Regions from separate parts of the Homo sapiens genome. Here region 1 is linked to region 2. Evidence: read pairs that join two places in POLR2A ChIA-PET (ENCODE). Cell type or tissue: PC-9. All regions are shown on one strand. Links, peaks and the distances in the headings refer to the core of each region. The heading gives the core; the rest is flanking DNA.

The links. Peaks named below come from ENCODE experiments on the same cell type or tissue, not always from the same donor. Only the 100,000 strongest peaks of a DNase experiment are listed, where the experiment ranks them.
Region 1: POLR2A ChIA-PET joins it to region 2 with 5 read pairs; 7 of 35 experiments call an interaction of 5 or more read pairs at or near these places.

What each region holds. Positions count from the first base shown.
Region 1 is chr11:116,744,000-116,751,775 of GRCh38, reverse strand. It overlaps BUD13 (BUD13 spliceosome associated protein), which reads left to right. Exons shown (of 10, transcript NM_032725.4): 10 at 3,201-3,603. The coding sequence ends at 3,294. Among named protein-coding and RNA genes, the nearest start is that of BUD13, 25 kb to the left of the region's middle. In PC-9, for the core only: no CTCF peak of the experiment used is centred there; no DNase peak of the experiment used is centred there.
Region 2 is chr11:117,130,404-117,138,802 of GRCh38, reverse strand. It overlaps the pseudogene LOC653303. Among named protein-coding and RNA genes, the nearest start is that of PAFAH1B2, 9.7 kb to the left of the region's middle. RefSeq lists an enhancer at 189-1,074. In PC-9, for the core only: no CTCF peak of the experiment used is centred there; a DNase peak (open chromatin) is centred at 4,182.

The sequences.
Region 1 (7,776 bases), core at 1,249-5,248, 390 kb after region 2:
TTTGTATTATCATATTAGTGTAACTCTCTTAAGACCTTATTTCCAAGGTAAAAAACAGTGGTTTCCTTGGTGCTTTGGAATACCATCCATGCTTCTAAGGTTGGAGAGGATGCCATTTATAATAAGCTTCCCTTCTTTTTTTTTTGAGACGGAATTTCGCTCTTGTTGCTCAGGCTGGAGTGCAAAATGGCACGATCTTGGCTCACTGGAACCTCCGCCTCCTAGGTTCAAGCAATTCTCTTGCCTCAGCCTCCCGAGTAGCTGGGATTACAGGCGTGAGCACCACGCCCAGCTAATTTTTGTATTTTTAGTAGAGACAGGGTTTCACCATGTTGGCCAGGCTGGTCTCGAACTTCTCATCTCAGGTGATTCACCTGCCTCGGCCTCCCAAAGTGCTGGGATTACAGGCGTGAGCCACCATGTCCGGCCAAGCTTCCCTTCTTAAAGCCCTCTGTTACTCACTCCACTCATCCCTTAAGGGAAAGTCTTAGCATACATGTTATAAGTGTAAGCAGCTAGGTAGTAGGTACTAGGGATTCCATGATTAAAGAGAGATAGCCCCTGAGCCCAGGAGCTCACTTTCAATCTAGAATAGAAGACAGACAGTTTCAACGCTGTTTGGTTAGTGTTACTATAGAAGATTTTCAAGATGTTTTGGGAGCACAAAGGAAGAGTAAGTTGAGCCTTAGGAGGATGTGAGTGATCAGGAAGTGCTTCCTAACGGATGAAATGTGGGAGCTGAGTTTTAAGGGATGTTGGTAACCAGCCAAGATAAGAAGGAAAGGAAGGATATTAAAGGAAGAGGGTCCTATATGTGCAGAGTCATAAGGCTATGAGACACCATGGTGTTACCAGGTGGTGGGGGTCCCTAAGTAATTTGCTGTTGTTGGATAGCATAAAGCGTGAGATGGATGAGAGAGGTTGGCAGACCGTGATCACAGAAGGCCCTGGAAGCCTATCTGAGGAGCTTGGTCTTCACCCTAGAGGTAAAGGGGAGACACGGAAGGATTAAAAACAGCTCTGCATTTTAGATAGACAAATCCATTATAGCAGTAATATGAAGGATTTGAAAGGTACAAGATTGGAAGTAGAACAGATACAAGGCTTTTGCAGTAGCTCAGGCTGAAAGTAATGAGTGTCTGAACTACGACTTGCAGGCAGTGGTAGTAAGGATGGTTAGTAAGAGAATAGGAAGTGGGGATGTGGTCAGGGGTGAGCTGGTGGGACCTGTTTGCTGATTTGGGGAAGAGGAAGGAGGAGTCATTGGATTTGGCAACAAGGAATGTCAGTGATGACCTGAAAGGGCTAGTTCCGTTGTGTAGTGAAACAATGGCCAGGTTCTAATGTATTAAGGAGTGAATGAAAAGTGAGGAAACAAATAGTGAATACAGGCTTTTTAAGAAGTTTAGATAAGAAGACCAAGAGAATGCATGGTAATTAAAGGGATTTGAGGTCCACTCACTACCTCCTTGAAATTCACCCCTGTATTGTTTTCCATGACACCCTACTCCTGGTTCTTTTCTCTGATCATTCTTGGCCACCTTTGCAAACTCCTCTTCCTCTGTGCACCTCTTAAGTCTTTCCCAGGGCTCCATCCATAATTTTTAGCTGTTCTCACTCTATGTGCTCCCTCTGGCTGATTCTTACCTAGTCATGTTTTCAACTATGACCTATATGTACATGATTTCCAAATCAGTATTTGCATCTTGGTCTGGTGTATTTAGCTGTTTGTTGGATTTCTCTATTGATTTAGACTTGAGAGATTTCAAATGCATTGTATTCAAAGCTGAACTCATCAGCTTCTACTGTAAGCCTGCTCCTACTCTTGTGCTCTCTAACTTGCCTCCTCCTTCTTTGTCCTTGTGTACCTAATCAATTAGTGCTGCTAATTAGTCTTACTAATTTTGCCTCCTGTGTCTTCTCTCTTCCGTCCCTCTTTATCATTGCCTTCATCATCTGTTGCCTGGACCATTGCAGTGATTTTCCTGCCCCAGATCCCCTCCAGAGTGATCTCTTTGAAATGCAGTTTAAGTTCTTGCTTTAAACCCATCGTTTCTGGATGAAATCTAAGCTTTTTACCATGGCCTACGCAGCTCATTATGCATTGGCCTCTGCGCCTTTCCAACTTTGACTCATGGCTGTTCCCTTTGTCATACTTCAGGTTCCAGCCATACCAGTTTGCCTTTGGTTTGCTGCACATACCAGGCCACTTCTTATTTCCGTGCCTTTGTTCTTGTTGCTCATTCTGTTCTGAAATGACCTCCAGACCCTTTCTGGCCCTTCCATCCCCAGTGCTGTAGTTAACACAGAGCCTTTACTGATCATTCTTGCCCAACCCTCATGTCACCTTTTTATCATACCTCCCCCAAGCTGATTAAGATACCCATTCTGTTTCCATGACACCCCATGCGTATTTCTACCAGAGTTTATGCTGTTCTTTTAATTTATTTGTTTAAATGTCTCTCTCTTCCACTAGTCTGGGAGTTCATCAGGACAGGTGCTGTGTCATACTCATTTTCATGTAGTGTCTACCATGGTACCTAGTATATAATGAAAATTCAATAAATGTTTGTGTAATGAATGGATAAAATATAAGATGTGGACATCAGCTGAGAGAGAACCAGGCTTTTAGAGTGGCAAACGTTTGAAATAGCTGTCAGAGTGGGGGAAGGGTGTGAACAAGGACTAAGAAAAGGATGAATGATATATTTTGTCCCTTTGATTCTATTGCATATGCCTTAAATATTTTCTTTTCTTTTTTGTTTCTTTCTTTCTTTTTTTTTTTTTTTTTTTTTGAGACAGAGTCTCTGTCACCCAGGCTGGAGTGCAGTGGCACGATCTCCGCTCACTGCAACCTCTGCTGTCCAGGTTCAAGCGATTCTCCTGCGTCAGCCTCCCGAATAGCTGGATTACAGGCACCTGCCACTGCACCTGGCTAATTTTTGTATTGTTAGTAGAGACAGGGTTTCACCATATTAGGCAGGCTGGTCTTGAATGCCTGACCTCGTGATCTACCCGCCTTGGCCTCCCAAAGTGCTGGGATTACAGGCGTGAGCCGCCGTGCCCGGCCATGCCTAAAATATTTTCATATGACTCCTTACTTTCCCCCCTTTTCATTATATTGTGAACTCTTCCCTTTCTTTTGAAACAAATGCCCCTTTCAGGGTTCTAGCTGAATAGTATGTCTCTTTTGATTGCAGATCCAATGGATTTGAACAGAAGCGCTTTGCCAGGCTTGCCAGCAAGAAGGCAGTGGAGGAACTTGCCTACAAATGGAGTGTTGAGGATATGTAACTTTCCTGAGGCTGTGGGGGTGGCTGGGCTGTGGTAGTGGGCATAGGCAGCGAGATATCCAGTGGTAACAGTTGTCTGTGCTAATAATTGGAGCCCACACAGACCAGCAACTTGTTGAATGCCAGTTTTGACCACAGAAGAATATTCGAGACCTGATGTTTGGACTGAGGTACCTGTACTTCTTGGGTGTGACAGCACCGGCTGTTGCTGGCTTTCAGAGGAAGCATTGATTTCTCATTGACCAGGGTTTGTTCTTGGTAGGGTTTTTCTTTTTCTTTTTTAAATAAACATGTATTTATTTTTTTAAAATTATCTTCTTAACTGGGTATTCTGTTTTGGGAAGAATACAGGCTAATATTGAACCTGTGGGGATTTGGGGGGTGGTGGTTGAATTTTTCACTAATCTAGAAAGCAGTGTGAGTAAAAACTTTCTTAGTGATAGATCCTTCCTCTGAGAAAACAGGAATTAGTACTAAACTAGACTCAGGAATAGACACACAGATATTTGGAGACATGGTGTATGATAAAGATAGTGTCACAAGTTAGTAGGGAAGAGATGGATAATAGTGCTCAGAAAATTGGCTTATTATATGGACAAAAATAAAGTTGAACCCTCATACCATATAAAACAAAAATCCCAAAGTGATTAAAGACCTAAATGAAAGATAACGTGATATACAGCTAGTAGGAACAAATGGCAAATGTTTTTGTGCCTTGGGGTAAAGATAAATTTCTTAAATAAGATCCCAAAGCACAATGCATAAGATTTGATAGCTTTGATTACTTTGTAATTAAAGGTTTCTATTTAGCAAAGCATCCCATAGTCAAAGCTAAAGATGGATACGGATTAGGAGAAAATATTTGCAGTGTCTAAAACTGACAAGGATTGCATATACAAGGGATAGAATATAGAAAGAGCTTCTGCAAATCATGAAGAAAAAGACAGATGAAATAAAAATATGCAAAAATATGAATAGGTAAAATCTAAAGAGAAAACCAGAGTGGCTCATAAGTATATTACCTCACTAGTAATTACAGATACGCTAATTAAAACACTGAGTTTCTACCTTACATCTTAGTTTGGCAAAAATAAGCAAGAGACTGATCTGATGGGGAATCAGAACTCATGGAATATTTTCTCTTCTTTTCTTTTCTCTTTTCCTTTCTTTCTTTTTTTTTTTTTTTTTAAAAAGACAGAGTCTTACTCTGTCATCCAGGCTGGAGTGCAGTGGTGCCTCTGCCTCCCAGGTTCAAGCAATCCTCCCACCTCAGCCTCCTGAGTAGCCAGGACTGTAGGCATGCGCTACACAATTTTTGTTTTTTTAGTAGAGATGGGGTTTCACCATGTTGGCCAGGCTGATCTCGTACTCCTGACCTCAGGTGATCCGCCCGCCTTGTCCTCCCAAAGTGCTGGGGTTACAGGCATGAACCACTGTGCCCGGCTACATGGAATATTTCAGCTGGTGTATTCATTTTGGAGAACAAATGAATGAAACTTACTGAAATCAAGTAATACCTAGGGAGCGATATTGCAGTTTTTAATAGTGTGGCTCTGGAGCTATACTGCCTGAATTTGAATCCCAGCTATGTCGTTTGCTAGCTGTGTAACCTTTGGTAAGCCAGTTAACTTCTCTATGCCTTAGTTTTTTCGTCTGTGAAATAGACATAATAGTACCTACCTCATAGGTTTATTGTAAGCTTAGAACAATGCCTGGCACACAGTAGTGTCACAGAATTATTAGCTGTTATTATTATCATTGTCATCATTATCATCAAGTAGGGCAGCCAGCTTCCACGATGGCCCCTAATGATCTCTGCCCTCTGGTATATAAACCCTTGTATAGTCCCCTCCCACAATAAATAAGGTTGACCTGTGTAACCAATAGGATGTACTAGAAATGTGTGACTTACGAAGGTAGGTCATAAAAGGTATTAAAATATCTGCCTTGTGCTATCTTGGATCCTTGCTCTGGAGGATGCCAGCTTCCATATCATGAGGACACTCAAGCAGCCCTCTGGAGAGGCCCAGGTAGAGAAGCTCTGAGGCCTCTCACCAACAGCCAGCACCAAATTGCCTTCTGTAGGAGTGAATCACCTTGGAAGTGCATCCGCCAGCTCTACTCAAGCCCTCCCTCAGGCTTGCAGCCCTGATCGACCTCGTGAGAGATCCTGACCCAGAACATCCAGCTCCAGATTCTTGAACCAAAGAAACTCTGAGATAATAAATGTTTAGTATTTATTTATTTATTTGAGGTGGAGTCTTACTCTGTTTCCCAGGCTGGAGTGCAGTGGTGTGATCTTGGCTCACCACAACCTCTGCCTCCCGGGTTCAAGCAATTCTCCTGCCTCAGCCACCCGAGTAGCTGGGACTACAGGTGCCCATGCCCAGCTAATTTTTGTATTTTTAGTAGAGGTGGGGTTTCACTATGTTGGCCAGGCTGGTCTTGAACTCCTGACCTCGTGATCTGCCCACCTCGGCCTCCCAAAGTGCTGGGATTACAGGCATGAGCCACTGCGCCTGGCCATGTTTAGTATTTTTTAAAAACTGCTTTATTGAGATATAATTTACATACTACACAATTCACCCACTTAAGGTGTATGATTCAGTGGCTTGTAATATATCACAGAGTTATGCAACCATCACCACATTTAATTTTAAAACATTTTTATCATCTTGTGGGTACAAGAAACCTTGTACCCATTAGCAGTCACTCCCCACTTTCCCCTAACTTCTCCAGCCTTAGGCAAACACTAATCTACTTTCTGCCTGTATAGTTTGCCCGTTCTGGACTTTCATATATTAATAAGATATGAGTGAGACTGTCATATAATATTTGGCCTTTTGTGTCTGGCTTTTTGTGCTTAGCATAATGTTTTCAAGGTTCATCCATGTTGTAATATGTATCAGCCCTACATTCCTTTTTAAGGCTGAATAATATTCCCTTGTGCGGATATACCACATTTTATTTATGCATCATTTGATGGGCATTCGAGTTGTTTCCACTGTTTGGGTATTATGAATAATGCTGCTGTGAACAATTCATGTATAAGTTTTTGTATGGATGTATATTTTCTTTTTTATATTCCTAGGGGTGGATATATTCCTAGGAGTGAAATTGCTGGGTCATATGTAACTCCATGTTTAACTTTTTGAGGAACTGCCAAACTTATTCCAAAGAAATGTATGCGCGTTCCAATTTCTCCACATGCTTGCCAACACTTATTATTTGTCTTTTTGATTATAGCCATCCTGATGGGTGGGAGGTGGTATATCATTATGGTTTTGATTTGCATTTTCCTGGTGGCTAGTGATGTTGAGCATCTTTATATATCTTTTGGAGAAATCTTTATTCAAATCCTTTGCCCATTTTTCATTTGGGTTATTGGTTATATATACACATACACAGGCACTCTCTTACGTAAAGGGTTCTTTATATATATCTTGGTTATAAGTCCTTTACTAGATACATGATTTGCAAATACTTTTCTCATTCTATGGGTTGTTATTGTTTTAAGCTGCTCAAGCATTTAGGGAAGGAAGTTTGCATTTAGGGTAGGTAAGCAACAGCAGTTACAGTTATAACCATAACAATTGTTATACAGCAACAGATAACTAATACTTTATGTACATACTTCAAAGTAGTTCCACTCCTGGCTATATCCTTCGGAGAAATTTGCATAAATCCTTGAGGAGTAGATACAAGGATGTTTTTCTATGTATAGTTTGGGTGGCAAGAATTTGGAAAAAACTTAGATGTCCATCACTAAGGAAATTGATAAGTAAAATGTGGTATATGCATATAATGGAGTTTTTTTTTTAAGTCAAATGCAAGCTGTTAGGAATTTCGTGAAATGGTAGACTTCAAGTGAAAAAATAAGGAACAGTGAAATTTAAAGCAAAAATCAGCTATATAAACACATGAAGTGATATTATTTTATAAGGAGGATATACACCTTAATCAGTAGAATAGGTTTGTGGGAGGGAACAGAATGAGACTAGAATGGAGAATGAAGCGGGGAAAGGGAAGCAAAGAGGGCTTTGCATGGATGAAAGTGATCGTGTATCATGAACTCAGGCCTGTGATAACTCAGTTCTGTGCACCTGAAGCCCTAAGTGCAGCTCCAGAAGCAAGGTCTGGTTTCATGGAATTGACATTTAGTACCCATATTAGTTAGGGTAGACTAAACTGCTAAAGCAGACTCCAAATAGACATGTGTTTCCCCCCTGCTCACTCGTGTAACATGCAGGTCGTTTCAGGTTGAGAAAGTAGGAGTGAGATACTCTATGAAGTTGTTTAGGGATCAGGCTGATGCCAGCTTCACTATGGCTTCCAAGGTTGTGTTGGGCATTACCATTTTAGTGAGTTGAGCAGAACGTGAAGGATTGCTTGGCAGATGTTACCGGCTAGCTCTAGAAGCGGCACACACTTCTACTCATATTCTGTTGGTAAGAACCTAGTCACAAGGCTCCCTCTTAATGCA
Region 2 (8,399 bases), core at 2,238-6,237:
AAAAGCTCCCGTTTGGCTGGAGGCAGACCCTGTGGCTCTGACCAGACTTCTCTGGCAGCAATCCTCCGCCATTTGTATCTTAAGAAGGCCCTCACCCTCTTTGAGTGGAGTCAGAGGATGCCTCAGATTCCAGATGTAAGCATCAGAACTGCTTTCTGTCAAGAGCTCCCTAATTTTGGGAAAGAAGAGCCTGTCCCACACTGTCAGGCCCTGAGGTCAGCAGATCTGCTCCTCCTTCCCGTGCGGTACGTCTAGGTGCTGATGAGGGCAGTCCAGGGCGCTCTTGTTCTGGGACAGGCTCCAGTCCCCTTGCTCCAGCAGGTCTGGGGCAAGGAGGTCAGAGGTGGTGGGAGGGCCCCTGCTCTCTGTTTCCACTTCGTCTGGATCCTTGCTGCTGCAAAGTGGCACTGATTCTAGCTCTGTCCCTTCCTCCTTGGCTTTCTGGCTTCGATAGGGCCAGTGGCAGGGTCCACTCATACAAACTTGATTGGAAGCCACATTCCTCTGGTTCACATATACTTCCAGCATGTAGTAAACGGTCCAGAAGACGGTGAAACAGCCTACCAGCACCAAGGTCTGGGGCCGAGGCAAGCACCTACGTGAGGCACTGTTTCCCGAAGCCTACAGCCTTTCTCAGTCCAGGACAATGAGCTCAGAAAGTCTTTTTCCTTCTAGGGACTGCCTTTTTCACCCAAACTGTTCCCTCTGCCCCCTCCCCCGACAAGGCCTGTCCTGTAAGAGTTAGGCTAGCAGGGTAGGAGCAATGCTATGAAACCACTGCTGGGACCCAGGTCTTCCCAGTCCTTCACCCCGCAGGTCACCCTGAGAAACACACTAAGAACTCCATCCCCCAGACAGGACAGTCCCATCTACCCGCAGCTTGAGTCTTGGCCCTAGTACCTTGAGGGTGTTGGGGGTGATGGTGTAACCATCTTCCTCAGGAATTTTCAGCCCCGGTGGGCAGGGCAGGGCGAAGTCATCGTGCAGGTATTTTCCACTCATGGCACTCTCTAACAGCCTGTGGAGAAGAAAAGAGGTGAGGATGCCCCACTGACTATGGTTCCTATACCATCTGCCCTCACCCATTTTCCTGCCTTACAGGTGAAGACAGGGAAGCCCCACAGCAAAAAGGAGAGGCCCAGACTGTGAGTTCCCAGCCCGGGGCTCCATCTACCAGCTTGACGCTGGAACTGGGAAGCACAGCTGGGGTTCAGAGGGCGATGGGCTCCCTAGGCAGCCCTTCCCCTGTGACTGGCCTTCCCTCTGACACATGCGGCTTTACCCACCTTTGTCTGTCCCTGATGTCTACTGCACTCCACACAGAGCCATATAGGGTCAGCTGCCATTGCCGGAGGATGCCGACCTGGAATGACTCATCCCCTAGGGCAGCAAGGGGCAGCTCGTGAGCCACGCCCCTCTGTCAGCCATGCCAGACAGCAGAGGCCCTGCCCGCCCTGCCACCCAAAGGGGCTCAGGCCACATGGTCTGCTCCAGGAGCTGCCTCACTGTGTCCCACTGACCCCAGGTTCTGCAGAAGGGCCTCACTGGGTGCCCTTAGGGATGGAAAGGGTTGAAAGGCTGTACTCCAAAGCAGAGTCTTGCTTTTCTCTCCCGTATTTTGGGGGTTCAGCTGGGATTAGAAAAAAATGTCTTTCCACCAAATTAAAGAAAGCTTTGAAAACCACTGGCCTAGAGAATACCTAACTGACTGGAGGATGGGAGGGTGGAGCTCAATTTCCAGTCTATAGGCTGATACTAAAGATATTCACAATTCATGGATATTGTGGCCTTCACTGATATGGTGACCTTCCACAAGTCACCTCAAACCTCTGGGCCAGTTTAAAAAAAATGGTGAAATGAGTCCTGCCCTTACCTGCCTACCGGGGCTTGCCGAAGGATGGTTATACGTAAAAGGACTTGAAATGTGGTTTCGACAAGGACTTTTTGTTGCTATCCTGAGGAAAGATGGATGGGTCACTCCTCCAGGGAATATGAGAGGTAGTATAAATGAACAGTTTCAGAGAGCAATGCCCATTTCACGGATGGGCACACTCTTGGCATCAACTCTCTTGGTCCAATGGCAACCCTATATATTGCACACGGGACACTTTCTGTGGGGACTCTGAGATGCAGAGGGACCAGATAACAAGCAGGAAAGGTAGGGCCTGGTGTGAGGGCACGAGACTCACCGACATCCCTGATGACAAGCCTGTAGGTCCCTCGGGCTCTCTCCCCCCAGCATCGCACAGTGGAGAAGGTCCAGTCATTGAAGCCGTTGGGATCCCTGAGGAAAGAACACAGCAGAAACAGGTGGAAGGCGTGGGCCAGAGAGCTGACCTTCCCCCAGCAACACTTTCTTACTGTAGTAGCCGTGGAAACAACCTGGGAGGGTGCCACGAGGGCTTCTCAGGTGCCCCTTTCCCCTGGGGTCTCATGGAAGGAGGAAATTGTGTTAACGTGGTGTGGTGGAAAAAGCAAGCATGGAGCGCGCACAGGCTTGGAGTCCCACGGATCTAGGTTTATTCTTGTTCTCTTGGGCACTTACTAGCTCCATGACTTGTTTTCTTTTTCTTTCTTTTTTTTTTTGGAGACAGGGTCTCACTCTGTTATCCAAGCTGGAGTGCAGTGGCATGATCACAGCTCACTGCAGCCTTGACTTCCTGGGTTCAAGTGATCCTCCCACCTCAGTCTCCTGAGTAGCTGGGACTACAGGCATGTACCACCATGCTCGGCTAATCTTTAAATTTTTTGTAGAGACAGGGTCTCACTTTGTTGCCCAGGCTGGTCTTGAACTCCTGAGTTCAAGTGATTCTCCTGCCTTGACCTCCCAAAGTGCTGGGATTACAGGTGTGAGCCACCACACCCAGCCAGTTTCCTCATTTGTAAAAGGAGGTTACAAAGTCTAATCTAGGGGGTTCTTAGAAGGATTAGAGAACATGTATGTGAGGTGCAGGGCCTAGCGCTTGAAGAAGGTATGTGACGAAAGGCTTCCAGCCGCCAGGGATAGCCAGTGCCACAGTAGTTTAGGACAGTGCCAGGATCCACTTCTTCCATTTCTTTTCCCTGGAAAGGCCCTTGCTGAAAAGGTTGCTCAGGCCTCGGGCAGGTGTACATACGAGTCCATGCTGCCGGGGGTGCCGATGAGGGACATCATGCCTCTGGGGCAGAACAGCTTCAGCTCCAAGCTGCCGCGCCGTGGGTGAGTGATGGAGACTGTCACTGCCACATGCTCCAGGGTCTTCAGCCCTGACATCTCCAGGTCCATCCTGCTGACTGTAGAAAGTCAGGCTGGGCAGCTGGGAAACCAGCCCACAAACACGCCTTCACTTCACCCCCACGTACACAAAGACACACGCTCACTGAAGCCACATACAAACATCTACGGCAACCCTAACTGGGACCTCGCCTATACTAGTAAATGGAATGGAGCTGCTGCTCTCAAGTTTACAACGTAGCTTCGAGTGCAGTTGGGAAGACGACACATACCCAAGACACAATATAAGAATCCAGCAGAGCAACTTCAATCATTCATTCATCCAAAACATTATTTACTGGGTACCTCCTCCATTTCAGGCACTGTACTAGATGCTGGGAATATAAAGATAAGATGGGCGTGGTCCCTGTCTCCTACCTGCAAGTGGAAAATGATATGGTATGGGAAATATACATAATTGATAAGGGAAGAGAAATAAGTCAGATGGGTTTAGGCACACAGCAGTGAGACACACTGAAGGAAATGAATACAGATTGGTAGAGAGGGTTGGTAGAGGGCATTCTAGGCAGTGGAAAAGGCATGAACAAAGACAAAATGCACACATCTCACTGAAGATGATGCACAATTAATTTTTTTTTAATGCTGGTGGATAAATTTCAAGCAAATTATGTGAGTGAAAAAAGCAATCTCAAAAGAAGCATATAGCCAGGCGAGATGGTGTGCACCTGTGGTCCCAGGTACCCAGGAGGGTGAGGTGGGAGGATTGCTTGTGCCTGGGAGGTGGAGATTGCAGTGAGCCATGCTCATGCCTCTACACTCCAGCCTGGGTGACAGAACAAGACTCTGTCTCAAAAAAAAAAAAGAAAGAAAGAAAAAGAAAAAGAATGTATAGTGCACAATTCCATTTACATGACGTTCATTGAAATAACATACCTGCAGAGATGCATAAAAGATAAATGGGTGCCAAGGGCCAGGGACACAGGGAGGGGATGGGTGTGGCCAGACAGGGGTAACACAAAGGAGTCTTGTGATAATGGAATTGTTCTGGATCTTGGTTGTGGTGGTCGTTATGCAAGGCTACATGTGGTACAATTGCATACAGCTACACACACGCAAACAAAAATATTGACAGCATGTATATCTGGTGAACTCTGAATAAGCTCTATGGATTGGACCAATGTCAATTTCTTGTTTTTTATATTATACTTTAATTGTGTGAAACATTAAGATTGGGAGAAGGGTGCATGGGACTTCCCTTGTACATTTCTTTGCAATGTCCTGTAAATCTACAATTATTAAAAAAAAAAATACTGAAGTGGAAGACTCAACTGGGGACTACTAAGAAATTAGGTTGCAATGAGAACAATTCTTTTTAAAGCACCCTTTCTTCCATTAATTTATTCCAGTCCAGGCATGGTGGCTCACTCCTGTAATCCCAGCACTTTGGGAGGCTGAGGCAGGAGGATAACTTCAGCCTGGGAGACATCATCTTTACAAAAAATTTAAAAATTAGCTGGATATAGTGGTAAGTACCTGTGGTCCCAGCTACTCAGGAGGTTGAGGGTTGGAGGATGGTTTGATCCCAGGAAGTTGAGGCTGCAGTGAACCATGATTGTGCCTCTGCACTCTAGCCTGGGCAACAGAGTGAAATCCTGTCTCAAAAAAAAAAATTATTCCAGTATACAAGGCAGAGTACAATATGTTCATTTTACAGATGCAGCAGCTCAGAGAGGTACTGAAAGTAGGAGCTGGGTAACCCAGGATGGGATGGGAAGGGCTTTAAAGATTTTTATTTTAAATAAGCAGCTGAGACCTATTATAGATGACTGAGCAAGGACAGAGTTGTTTTTTTTTTTTTTTTTGGTTGCTCTTTTTTTTTTTTTCTTTTTTTTTGATACAGAGTCTAGCTCTGTCACCCAGGCTGGAGTGCAGTGGTGCGATCTCGGCCCACTGCGACCTCTGTCTCCTGGGTTCAAGCAATTCTCCTGCCTCAGCCTCCTGAGTAGCTGGGATTACAGGTGCCTGCCACCACACCCAGCTAATTTTTGCATTTTTAGTAGAGACGGGGTTTCACTGTGTTGGCCAGGCTGGTCTTCAACTCTACCCTTGTGATCCGCAGCCACCCCTCGGCCTCCCAAAGTGCTGAGATTACATGCTGGAGCCATGCAACCAGCCAGGACAGAGTTTTTTTTTAAAAGTGCTGAAAGGGCCAGGAGCCGTGGCTCACGCCTGTAATCCCAGCACTTTGGGAGGCTGAGGCGGGCAGATCACGAGGTCAGGCGATCGAGACCATCCTGGTTAACACGGTGAAACCCCGTCTCTCCTAAAAATACAAAAAAATTAGCCGGGCGTGGTGGCGGGTGCCTGTAGTCCCAGCTACTCGGGAGGCTGAGGCAGGAGAATGGTGTGAACCCAGGAGGCGGAGCTTGCAGTGAGCCAAGGTCGCGCCACTGCACTCCAGCCTGGGCGACAGAACGAGACTCCGTCTCAAAAAAAAAAAAAAAAAGTGCTGAAAGAAGGCTACTCTAACAGCTGTGGGTAGGATGAACTAGAGACAGGAAGAGACAGGTGACAGAAGACCAGCTAAGATGCCACCGCCTCCTTCTAGGGAGGTGGCTTGTGTGTGGGTAACAGAGACTGAGGAGGAGGAAAGGAAAGGCTCCAGGCTTTCTATGACACCACTTTCTGTCCTCCCTAGTCCCTGTCCTTACTGACCTTCTGCTCAGTCCCCTCTCACTGCACTCACTGAAGAGTGCCACCTCCCATTATCCACCACCACACCATTGTCAGAACTTCACAGTGCTTTACCTCCTTAACTCTAGACCTTTCTCCACGCTATGCCGGCTACCCACATCCTGGCCATACTCTGGACTTGTCTTTATTGGGGGTTGCTTTGCTTTTGAATGGTTTAGTTACATTCCTTGTGGGTTTTCTTATTAGATAAACAATACAAATTAACTGAAGGTAAACTGGAAAAGCAGATGAATGAAAATGAAAACAAAAAAGCACCCAGATGTTATGTTGTTCCATAACACGTTGGTAAATATCCACCCAGACCCTTTCTGTGTTTGTGTGGATGTGTGCATCTGTACATTTTCTTTTTCTTTTTTTTTTGGGACAGAATTTTACTCTTGTTACACAGGCTGGAGTGCAGTGGTGCGATCTTGGCTCACCGCAACCTCCGCCTCCTGGGTTCAAGCGATTCTCCTGCCTCAGCCTCCTGAGTAGCGGGGATTATAGGCGCGTGCCACCGCGCCTGACTGATTTTTGTATTTTTAGAAGAGATGGGTTTTCACCATGTTGGCCAGGCTGGTCTCGAACTCCTGACCTCATGTGATCCACCCCCCTCGGCCTCCCAAAGTGCTGGGATTACAGGCGTGAGCCACCACGTCCAGCCAAGAAAATTTTCTTGAGATCTTTGAGAACTTCTCATTTTTGAGAACCCCACTATACCACGTAATTTTCCAATGAAACGTGCCTGAATATTTTAAGTCATCACTTCAGATATGTAATAAGTGTAAAAGTGTGCTTCAGAAAGAGTAAAGAATTAATTCCATGCCAGGCCAAAATATACACCCTTTTCCTGGGCATGGTGGCTCGTTCCTGTAATCCCAGCACTTTGACAGAGTTTGAGACCAGCCTGGCCAACTTGGTGAGACCCCATCTCTACTAAAAATACGAAAAATTAGCCAGGTGTGGTGGCACGCACCTATAATCCCAGCTACTCAGGAGGCTAAGGCAGCAGAATCTCTAGAACCTGGGAGGCGAGGTTGCAGTGAGCCGAGATCACCCCACTGTACTCCAGCCTGGGCAACAGAGCAAGACTCTGTCTCAAAAATAAAAACAAAAACAAAACATACAACCGTTGTAGTTATCTGGGTCTCTCTTACTGGTTAAGTGCTTTGCTTTTGTTGTACAACAACCTTGAAGATAGTTTCATTCAAATTTGTGCCTCATTAAACAAACAAATCCTGTCTGGGTGCGGTGGCTCATGCCTGTAATCCCAGCACTTTGGGAGGCTGAGGCGGGTGGATCACAAGGTCAGGAGTTCGAGACCAGCCTGGCCAACATAGTGAAACCCCCGTCTCTACTAAAAAAAAAAAAAAAAATTAGCTGGGCATGGTGGCGGGTGCCTGTAATCCCAGCCACTCAGGAGGCTGAGGCAGGAGAATCGCTTGAACCCTGGAGGCAGAGATTGCAGGGAGCCAAGATTGCGCCACTGCACTCCAGCCCAGGTGACAGTGCGAGACTCCGTCTCAAAAAAAAAAAAATCATACAAATCCATTTAATAAGCCTTTTCAGGGTCTTTCTCAAGATAAAAATCCTGATTTCTGAATTCCAAGAGTCCACTGGTGTTTCTATTATAATGTCCATCTCTCTCTTTGAATTAATTACAAGTCTCTTTCCCTGACTAAATATGAATTATTCTATGGCAAGCGTCTTATACCTCTTCGTAGCCTCAGTGCCAGGGAATGCCTGGCACAACAAATATTTCTTGGTAAATGTTTAATGGATGAGTAAAGTCAAGGTTAATTTTTTTTTTTTTGAGACAGAATTTTGCTTTTGTCGCCCAGGCTGGAGGACAATGACGCCATCTCAGCTCCCCGCAACCTCTCCCTCCCGGGTTCAAGCAATTCTCCTGCTTCAGCCTCCTGAATAGCTGGGGTTACAGGCGCCTGCCACCACACCCAGCTAATTTTTGTATTTTTAGTAGAGACGGGGTTTCACTATGTTGGCCAGGCTGGTCTCCAACTCCTGACCTCAGGTGATCCACCCGCCTCGGCCTCCCAAAGTGCTAGGATAACAGGTGTGAGCCACTGCGCCCGGCTTTTTTTTTTTTTTTTTTTTTTTGAGACAGAGTCATGCTCTGTCACTCAGGCTGGAGTGTAGTGGTGTGATCTCAGCTCACTGCAACCTCTGCCTCCCAGTCTCAAGCGATTCTCCTGCCTCAGCATCCGAGTAGCTGGGATTACAGGTGTGTGCCACTACGCCTGGCTGATTTTGGTATTTTTAATAGAGACAGCATTTCACTGTGTTGGCCAGGCTGGTCTCGAACTCCTGACCTCAAGTGGTCTACTCACCTCAGCCTCTTAAAGTGCTGGGATTGCAGGCCTGAGCCATTATGCCCTGCCTAGCCGTCTTCTTTCAGAAGAGATTTGCTCACATTGGCATTTCTTTTTTTTCT